Regions from separate parts of the Homo sapiens genome. Here regions 1 and 2 are each linked to region 3. The links are chromatin contacts, found by Hi-C or POLR2A ChIA-PET in ENCODE. All regions are on one chromosome and are shown on one strand. Each heading gives the region's core, a stretch centred on a gene start or an enhancer-like site at or near the end of the contact. The rest is flanking DNA. Distances are from core to core; before and after follow the strand shown.

What was found. A loop is a pair of places that touch in the nucleus more often than their neighbours do. ChIA-PET counts read pairs that join two places held with the same protein, here RNA polymerase II (POLR2A). Pooled maps may share reads with other maps.
Region 1: a map of endothelial cell of umbilical vein shows a loop between it and region 3 (4-fold over the local background). The contact joins two enhancer-like sites. A Hi-C loop is called at or near these places in 1 of 168 maps with a recorded cell type or tissue (endothelial cell of umbilical vein), 1 of 37 single-sample maps with no recorded cell type and 3 of 50 pooled maps.
Region 2: a loop to region 3 is called in a pooled map, with 2.7 times the contacts of the local background. The contact joins two enhancer-like sites. A Hi-C loop is called at or near these places in 4 of 37 single-sample maps with no recorded cell type and 7 of 50 pooled maps. POLR2A ChIA-PET finds 5 or more read pairs at or near these places in 1 of 52 experiments (WTC11).

The regions. Positions count from the first base shown.
Region 1 is chr7:96,387,545-96,390,831 of GRCh38, forward strand. All of the region lies in intron 1 of LOC105375410 (a long non-coding RNA gene), which reads left to right. Among named protein-coding and RNA genes, the nearest start is that of SLC25A13, 67 kb to the left of the region's middle. Within about 2 kb of position 1,272, at least 4 of the 41 ENCODE cell types and tissues checked have a DNase peak (open chromatin) inside an H3K27ac peak, as active enhancers do.
Region 2 is chr7:96,348,344-96,351,860 of GRCh38, forward strand. No RefSeq gene overlaps it. Among named protein-coding and RNA genes, the nearest start is that of SLC25A13, 28 kb to the left of the region's middle. Within about 2 kb of position 1,413, at least 2 of the 41 ENCODE cell types and tissues checked have a DNase peak (open chromatin) inside an H3K27ac peak, as active enhancers do.
Region 3 is chr7:96,073,990-96,077,552 of GRCh38, forward strand. DYNC1I1 (dynein cytoplasmic 1 intermediate chain 1) reads left to right here. Exons shown (of 17, transcript NM_001135556.2): 15 at 2,068-2,208. Among named protein-coding and RNA genes, the nearest start is that of MIR591, 140 kb to the right of the region's middle. RefSeq lists enhancers at 1,788-2,395, 1,788-2,055, 2,035-2,208. Within about 2 kb of position 1,607, at least 2 of the 41 ENCODE cell types and tissues checked have a DNase peak (open chromatin) inside an H3K27ac peak, as active enhancers do.

The DNA.
Region 1 (3,287 bases), core at 22-2,521, 310 kb after region 3:
GGTTGCAGTGAGCCAAGATCGTGCCACTGCACTCCAGTCTGGGGTACAGAGTGAGACCCTGTCTCAAAAAAAAAAAAAAGTTTCTAAAAAATAACCTGGGCATATAATCCAAATATCTCTACCTATTTCTTATAGGAATCCCTTGGCATTATGGTCTCTTGATTAATAATCCTCTTAAGATGCATTGCCTAGCATGAAACACAGTTTCCAGATGTTATCTAAACAGCACAGAGAACAGGCTATGATTGCCCTTGATCAGCACATGACATTCTGTAACTTATATTAATTTTGTAGGAGAAGGGAACAGCCTATTAATTCATATTTAGCCTGTAGTGCTAACTTTTTAAAGACATGTTTTAATTTATATGTTAAATTGGGCTTTCCAAGTGCTATAGTTGTACCATTGATTATTTGAGTCCAAAAGCACAAAATTCACTTATCCCTTTTCAATATCATCATATTTGTATTTTGACTTTCAGCCTAATGAACTCATTTACAATTGTGATTTGGTCACATAAAGTATCAACAGTTTCCTCTCCATTAAACTCAACAAACATTTATTGAACAATTGCTAAGTGCCTAGCATTGCACTAAATGAATTGGGTCATTTGCACAACTAACAGCATATGTTGCTATCTAAGTGACTATAAATTTGAGGAACAGGAAAGGGTTAAAATTAGAACCCTTCCCACAATATGACAGCAATCCATTAATCAACACCTTGTGGATACTGTCAGATTTGAATCATGCTAACCATACAACCTTATCCAGTCCTCATTTCCTCACCTTGTTCCTTATCCTGAAACTTTGCCAAACACTTTGTTGAAATCCAGATGCTAGTATATAATATTGCTATTACTCAATATATGGCGTCATATGTTTTAACAAGGAAATGAGTGTAGATTTGGTACTTGTATGCCTCATAGCACCTAGACTTGAGCAATATATTAGATCAGAAGCATCCTTTCTCTTTCCCTATCTGCTTCTTAGAATCGTTTTCAAACAAATAGAATAATAGTAAATGAAGTCTGAAAATATCAGAAAATAAAATCCAATTTGACTGGGAAGTCCAGGTTTCCTTAGAAAGGGAGAGTCTGGGGTGGTGAAACTGGTAACAGAAATAAAATGGTTGCTAGAAAGCGATATCTAAGTGGTGTTTCTGGAAAAGGTAAGTGAAGAAGAGGCATTTATAGTTTAGGTTTGTAATTTTCCAAGCAATCCCAGAGGGTTTAAGCAGAGGGCAGGCAATGTGGAAGGCCTTGGATGGAGTTGTCTTAGCAACGAAGCCCTTTTCCTTCCTGACTCAGCCAGGCAGGGAAGTGAGAGCAGCTTTGAGGAATGTGCTGAACTTTGCAAGAAGTTGGTTTCCAGCTCTCAGGAAAGTTAAATTAAAATTTCCTCAATGTATGTGATATTCTTGTTCCTCAGGCTTATGGTTTAAAAAATTGGCTCAAGCAATGTTCTGACAAACAAGGGGTGGCGAGAGACTTTGACGATATAACCAGGCAGTTTGAACGTAGGTTCTTTCTCCAGCTCTTCAGAACAAGCCTTAGTTATACACTCGGCTAGGGGACCCCACCATGCTTTGGCCACCAACTGGTCACTTGGAATGTGGACTGGTCTTTCTGCCTTCAATCTGCCTACATATTACTCATCTCTTTTTCTTCCAGCTGCCAGAGGGATTTTTCTAAAGTGAAAGTCTGCTCTTTGTATAAAATGCTTGGGTGACTTCCGTTGTCTTTAGGATAAGAGCTAAACTTCATGTGGTATATGAGTCGTTAGAAGATGTGGCTCATACATCATTATGGTCACTCCTCTCTGTTAACCCTTCTGTACTGCAGCCCTTCACAACTACTGGCATTTCTTGATTCCATTAAATTCCCTGTTGCCCCCTTTACTTGCTGCTGTCTGTGCTTGGAATATCCTCCCTATACCTCCTTCTCTATGTGGCCTCCCTGTATCTTATCTTTTAGATCTCAAGGTCATCATCCACTTCTCCAAAACCCTTCCACAACCCCCTCTTTCTTTCCCACCATTGAGGGAATAGTAGCCACATATAATATTATTTTTGTTATAATGATGCTTTTAAAAGATAAAGCCCTTGTTTGAATGTGTGGAGTATTCCTCAGAATTCATAAATTATCTATCCATCATAACAATTATTACTAATGAAAAGCTAATTTAACATCCACAGTTAATTGGCTAAGTCAGATTTCTTCTGTGGTCAGATTGCAAGTTAATCAGAAGCACTCACATCTCCAGGAGCTCTGTGTTGATTCTTCCATTAAAATTGGGCTAGGACCTTGATCTTTCCACTTCCATCTTCTCCAGTCCCTGTCCCCCGATTCAAAATCCACTTAAATGGGTATTTTTCACAAGCTTTCCATGTTCCTTTCAGTCAGAACTAACTCTAATCATCAATGTTCACCTTAGCTTATCCATATTTTTATTTAGGAAAACTCAGCATGTTTTTGTTTCCTCGAATCTATCCACTAAAAAGAAGACTCCTTAAGGAAAGGGCTCAGCTTAGCACTTAGCATTGGCTTAAAGCATTTGACCCAGGTTAAACTGGATGAACAAAAATATCATTTATATTTATTCAGGAACCTTACAGAAGTCTACAAAATAGCTTGTTTTGGATGTTACAGCTTACACTAGCTATTGGCTAGAGTTGTGATCTGTAAGTATGGTGCACATAGACCAACTCCTTTTTTTTTCTTAAATAATGATGCTTTGCTTATTTGTCTCTATTATCATTCCTGCCACACCCAACTACTTTATGTACCTTAGTTCTACTCTGTTTTTCTTTTTTTTTTTTTTTTTTTTGAGACACTGTTACTCTGTCACCCAGGCTGGAGTGCAGTGGTGAGATATTGGCTCACTACAACCTCCGCCTCCTGGTTTCAAGTGATTCTCCTGCCTCAGCCTCCTGAATAGCTGGGACTACAGGCATATGTCACCACATCCGGCTAATTTTTGTATTTTTGGTAGACAGGGGATTTCACCATGTTGGCCAGGCTTGTCTCAAGCTTCTGAGCTCGAGTGATCTGCCCTCCATGGCCTCCTAAAGTGCTGGGATAACAGGTGTGAGCCACCACGCTCAGACTACCCTGTTCTTTATGCAGTTTTCTCTTTTGGAATGCTCTTTCTTACTCCGTCTTTGTCAAATTTCTTTGTAGTTTCAAGGGTCATGTTAAATGCTATCTTCCATGAGGACATCCTGGTTTACTAATCTGAGTAGGATTTCTCTGTTTTCACCCCTCTCTCACAATGTCATTTGTTTATAC
Region 2 (3,517 bases), core at 163-2,662, 270 kb after region 3:
TTTACTGATAAGGAAATAAGGTCTGTGGGAATTAAGTCACTACTTCAGGTCACACTGGGGCAAAGTAGTGGCAGAGTCAGGATTCTCAACTTTGAGGCTCCTGAGTTCAAGGCTGTTGCTGTTAACCACTGAGCCCACAGTGCCTCCCTTCTATAACACTGACTTCCAAAACATTGCTATTCAGTTAGCATTTTAATTTCTCGAAAACAATCTTACATGTAGTAAAATCTCAGAAGTTGACATAGTTTGGATATGTGTCCCCACCCAAATTGCATGTTGAATCGTAATCCCCAGCGATGGAGGTGGGGCCTGATGGGAGGTGATTGGATCATGGGGATAGATTTCTTATGAATATTTTCACACCATTCTCTTGGTTCTGTCCTTGCAACTCAGGAGTGGGTTCTTGTGAGATCTGATCCTTTAAAAATGTGTGGCCCCTCCCACTTTCTTTCTTTCGCTCCTACTTCCCCCATGTGATGTGCCTGCTCCCTTTGCCTTCTGCCATGATTGGTTTCCTGAGGTCTCCCCAGAAGCAGATGCCCTGTGCTTCCTGTACAGCCTGCAGAACTGTGAGCCAATTAAACCGCTTTTCTTTATAAATTACTCAGTCTCAGGTATTTCTTTACAGCAATGTGAGAATGGCCTAATACAGAATTATAATCAATATGACATTGTTACTCTGTGTTATTGGATGGAGATCTCCTGGGTGTCAGGACCTACATTTATACCTCTCTCAAAGCCCAGCATCTCCCACGTTACCTGACACAGAGTAGAGTCCTAAGAACACCTCAGAATGAATACTCGTTCATGATCTCTGGTGCCATTTACTAATGTTAAAAAAATTTCAGCAACATTATTAGCAATTCATGCACTCATGTAAATACAAAGAAATTCATGTATTTATTGAGTTTCAGGTATCACAGGCAAGGGGCTCACTCTGAGAGTCCACCTCATTTTGTGGAACTTGTATTCCTGGAGGATGGAATACAGTGGTGAGGAGAAAACTAATGAATAAATTGAACAACACCATTTCATCTAGTGATTAGCATGAGAAGAAAATCATAGGTGACTTGATATATTAGTTTCCTCCAGTTGCTGTAATAAATCTTAGTAGCTTAAAACAACACACATTTATTACCTTGCAGTTCTGAAAATCTGAAGTGTTCAAATTGGATCTCACTGGGCTAAAATGAAGATGTAGGCAGTGTTCTGTTCCTTCTGGGGGGCTCTAGTGTACAGGAGGACAGGTCCCCAGATGACCTCGGCCTAATCAACAATCCTCTCTTACTTGCAATTCTCAAGCAGACTGTGCTGAGAATACAACATCCTGAGATAAGGAAGAAATGTCCAGAACAACCTGGGTGTGTCCTCATTGCTCCTGGAACAGGATGTTCTACAATGCTTGAGCTTAGTGAGCTGAGTGGCACCCAGGGTATATAAACCCAGGGTGGGACGCCACTGGAGTCCCTCAGCTGCAGTACAACAGGAAGCACGTGCAGACAAGACAATCTGCCTTAGGCAGCTTTCCTGAGTCTTGGGGGACCAGTTTGTCATGGATCCTTGGCTTCTGTTTATCCTTGCTGCCTATCTGTGAGTAATAAATCTGCTTTGCCTAACTTGTGCAAGGGTTCTCTCTCACCAGATTCATGCAATAGGCAGAGAACCTTTCCGTAGGAGAGAATCTGTTTCTTTGCCTTTTCAGCTTCTAGAGGTCACCTGTAGTCCTTGGCTCAAATTTCCTTCTTCTATCTTTAAGCCCAGCAGCACAGCATTCTCAAATCTCTCTTTGACGCTTACTCTCCTGCCATCACTTACAAGGACCCTTATGATTCCACTGGGCTCACTTGGATTACCCAGAATAGTCAAGCCGTTATCTCAAGATACTTAATCTCATCATATCTGCAAAGTCCCTTTGCCATGTAAAGTAACAGACATACATACAGGTTTCAGGGATTTAGATGAGAACATCTTTGGAGTGACATTCTACCTATTATGCTACCTATTACAATTGCCAAGAAGTTCCCTAGATTCGATGGATAGGGCAGATGTCAACTTGGAGGTGAATATTATCTTCTTTTTTTTTTCTTTTTTTTGAGACAGAGTCTCACTCTGTTGCCCAGGCTGGAGTACTGTGGTGCAATCTTGGCTCACAGAAACCTCTGCCTCCCAGGTTCCGGCAATTCTACTGCCTCAGCCTCCTGAGTAGCTGGGATTCCAAGCACCTGCCACCACACCTGGCTAATTTTTGTATTTTTACTACAGACAGGATTTCACCATTTTGGCCAGGCTGGTCTTGAACTCCTGATCTCAAGTGATCCACCCACTTCGGCCTCCCAAAGTGTTGGGATTACAGGTGTGAGCCACCACGCTCGGCTGATATTATCTTTTATCTTGGATTTTGATTAGCTGCAAGACTCCTACTGAGACAGGTCCTTAAAGATCTTTATGACTTTTGGTTTTGGTCTGGTGAGAAACATGCAAATGTTTTGGTCAATGACTGTAACTGGGAAAAGAATGAAAAAAGATGTGGAATACTTAAGAATGAGAAGTGAGGGCAGCAATTCACTTGAAGACATATTAATCTTTGTTGATTGATATCCTTATAAACTTCCCTTATTTCCTTATACACTCTCTTTTACATGAAAATAAACTATATTCCACACAATCCTCAAAGACATATGTGTAATTCTTCTCCCTTTCTTATCTAGTAAGCCCCTGAGTGACAGAACTATTATTAATTAGGGGATCCAGGATTGAATCCTGGCAGCTGGGCTCTGTAACCTTCATCTCTAACCACTGTTATTTATTGTTGCTGTTCTTCTGTATTTCATAGACCTTTAAAACCACCATACTTGAGTGATTTCAACTAATATGTGTGTCCAAAGATGATCAGTCTGCAGAAGGGGGTGAATTATAAAATTTTCCATGAGAAAGTAACCCCAAACTCAATTCTTAAAGCATAGCTTCCATGAATCAGTTCCACTTCCTGCCGCAAAAGTGCCTGATCAAATGTTTCATTTAAAAATCATGATTTTGTCTGGCTGGGCATGGTGGTTCACACCCGTAATCCTAGCACTTTGGGAGGCCAAGGTGGGTGGATTGCTTGAGCCCAGGAGTTTGAGACCAGCCTGGGCAACACAGTGAGACTTCATGTCTAAAAAAACCAAAAACCATGATTTTGGTCTGTAAAGAAAAGTTTTATTGACGAGCACTTTATTCATCAGAATTCCAAGGGCAGGCCAGGTGCAATGGCTCATGCCTATAATCCTGGTGGACTTGAGCTACGATCACGCTGTTGCACTCCAGCCTGAGCAGCAGAGTGAGACTTTGTCTCTAAAAAAAATAAAAATAAAAATAAATAAATAAATAAAAAATTCCAAGGGTAGGGAGGATTTTTTGATGAGCACTTTATTCATCTTTTTATCACTTTACATCATCTATGATGAGCATTTTATCATCTTCAGCTTTTATTGATGAGCACTTTATTTATCAAAATTCCAAGGGAAGTGGGGAATCC
Region 3 (3,563 bases), core at 357-2,856:
ATAGCCAATAAGCAAATAATTTTGGCTTCAAATCACACTGCAAACATAGTACATAATACATACTTTGGCATAAAAGAATTATAGAATCATAAAATTTAAAAAACTATAAGGCTAATGTCCAGTTGATCATTTTGTTATCTCAATGTCATATAATTCTTTTCAAATCACACCCTCTGTCAGATATTTTTTGAATTAAAAATAAGACACATCTCACTATATCCACATAGTGGCCCATCTAAAATATTCTGTGTTGCTTTAATGTATTAAAAGTTTGTTCAGGCCGGGCGCGGTGGCTCACGCCTGTAATCCCAGCACTTTGGGAGGCCAAGACGGGCGGATCACGAGGTCAGGAGATCGAGACCATCCTGGCTAACACGGTGAAACCCCATCTCTACTAAAAATACAAAAAAAAGTAGTCGGGCCTGGTGGCGGGCACCTGTAGTCCCAGCTACTCGGGAGGCTGAGGTAGGAGAATGGCGTGAACCCGGGAGGCGGAGCTTGCAATGAGCCGAGATCGCGCCACTGCACTCCAGCCTGGGCGACAGAGCGAGACTCCGTCTCAAAAAAAAAAAAAAAAAAAAAAAAGTTTCTTCAGTTCTAAGCGGTGATTTTTAAATGTCAAAGAAATACAGTCCATAGAAAGAGAACTCACAGTTACTACACTACATTTTTGTGTGATATTTAGGTTACAGTTTTATTGTTTTCACACTGATTTTTCTCACTTTCATTTCAGCAGAGATATTTTGTGCATTTTATATTAACAGTTCACTTGGAGAAATCACTCTAATATTTGGAGCCGATTCCCTACAGATACATTCTTTAAACATTCTGTGCAGATAGGATTTGATTGTTCATATTGCATGTTATCTTTTCTTGATCTTATTACTCTGGCCTGTACAGGCATTCAGTGGAACCCATGAAGAGAGTACAGACAGCTGACTGGATGAAGAAGACATTGGGGAAAAAAACTCCCATTGTTTAGATTTCTGTCAGAGGATATAAGAATACTTAATTTCTTTTATCTCTAGGGCTTTCATTATCATTTAAATTTCATTTTACATTAATTGATCAGGGATTAGTAAAGCCATTATGCAGAAATTAGAATAAGACAAGCCAGATGGAATGAATAATTCATGAAGTCCAATTACGTTTTATTTCTGGTGTACTTTCAAACTTGCCTCTGACTTCTGTGCTATTTTGATGTGACAATATTCACTGGAAATCAAGAGTGCCATTTTAATTTATTGTATCCCTCTGGAGTGGAAGCATTTGTATGCACTAGGGGTATGTTAACGCATTTCCACACACACACCCCAACACCCAAAAGTCAATTTTGGGGGTTTTGAAAACACTGGGTGATCTAGGAATACTGTTCATTTTGTACAGAGGTTCAGGGGCACTTCAATGAGCCACACCAGTTCAACTGATTGGGGTGAGCTGACCCTATGCAGAGAGACTAAAGGCGTAGGATCGCGAAATGATTACCTCCTGGAAGAGCAGTAATCCTCTTTAAAATATTTGCACGCATTCCTCTCTGCAAAAGAACCCTTAAAATGTGAATTTGGCCTAGAGTTGGACTGGAGGTAGCAGCAGCTGTTGCAGCTACAGACGAGGACCACGAGGTGGCAGGGGTTGCCTTCAATGAAAGGGTTCGGGGCGGTCGGGACCGCCGGGGCTTCAGAACATCCCCGCGGGTCTGAGCCGGGCCGACCACGGTTGGGTTTAGGCTCCGAGCATCTCGCAAAGCGTTGCCGGGCGAGAATTCCGAACTAATGGAAAGTCCGGTCCACCTGTCTGGAATGTCTCATACAACTCTGTTGTCTGAAACCGCCTCCCCACCCCCGGTCCCAGCCACCAGCCCCTTGAGAGGCCCCCTCTCCCCCCGGTATTTATTTATGCCACTGGACAGTTCTAGTCACATTAAAGCTCCGGTTCACCTTCTCGAGGACTTTCATCTCGGGAAGTTTTATGACACTTTGTGAATGTGCAAAGTTTTTAATTAGGCTCTCTAGACAGCCCGAGGCAGCAGCAGCGCCACAAAGTCTTCACGGTCTCTCTGCTTTACAGCACAACAAGCCGCTCTACTCCTTTGAAGACAATGCAGACTATGTGTACGATGTCATGTGGTCCCCCGTGCATCCTGCGCTTTTTGCCTGCGTGGACGGGATGGGGCGCTTGGACCTCTGGAACCTCAACAATGACACCGAGGTGAGCGGCGGCTCAGGCGCCCGGGCCGGAGGGCTGGGAGGGGGGCGCAGTCGGCCACTCGCAGTCTCTCCCTCTTTCTCCAAAACGGCCTTTTTTGGACAGACCTTCCAACTGCAGCAGGGCTGCCGGCCCCCATTCTTGACTACCCTGAAGGGAATTGGCAGATGCATTGGCCAAAAATCACTTAATCTCCCTTCATCCCTAAACGGTGGCTGCTCTCGGACAATTAACGACCCTTTTTTGCAAAGAGCAAAACGTTATGCGTTCACACCTTTCCCTATGGGACAGGACACACAGGCATTTGTCAGAGCCGTGTTGAAATAACTTTATAGGCAAATACTTGGAAAAGAAAGCTTTTGTGGACGTCGATTTTTAGATTGGGCTTTTAAAAAGGGCTATTTGTCAGTGTTTGCTACTTGTACCGTTTCTATTTTGAATCCACAAAAGACGATTCTGTTGACTATTTTATGTTTAGATCTCTCATCCATTTGATTTGTACCAAGGTAAATATTCCTTGTCTAAGATATCAAATTCAGAGGCAGACTTTTACAACAGTCTCCAACTTTAAACATGAATATCAAACTCAGTATTTTTTTAAAAATAGATTTTAACATGTCACATTTACAGCAAGTGAAAATACCCATTTATTTTAAAAATCAGCCAGTAATAAATACTGTTTTTAAATTATGCTATAAAAATTTATGTTTTAAAAACTATGCCACATGCATTGTTCCTTTTTGCCAGTCTAGCAAAATTACTGAGTTGCTAATTCAGCTACTTGGATTTTTTTTTAACATAAATATTATTGTCCTTCAACTTTATAAAATAAAATGGTCTCTGCATCACTTCTTGGTTTCTGATTCAAGAAAGCTCTCTATAAATAAGAATGGACAGGTAAGAGGAACAAGTGCTGCGAACTATATGTCAAGTGGAGAACAACAAAAAGGTCTTTTGAAGTGTTTTGAGCAGGAAACAGCTCAGCCTTTTTAATTAGGAAGCCCACAGCTGGAGGATCTGAGGAGGAGCACACTTCCCTAGTATTTGTGTGTGTGTGTGTGTGTGTGTGTGTGTGTGTGTGTGGGAGGGGGCAGGGAAATATTCTTCAGGTGTTATTATTAAGTCTTTGTATCTTCAAGGGTATATACACCTATAATTGCTGCCAAGTAGTTATCTTTTAAAAATCTTTCAATTTGAGTCTATTTTTGCTTTTAGCTACAAGAATTCTGTGACAAGAATGAGTTAGGTAATGAAGCATCTTTGAAAATAATCAAAAGGCATGAGTATGTGAAATGTCCCATCATTTGGATGTTGAAATGTTTATAACATTATTGTTTTTAATAGAAAGATGTTATTAC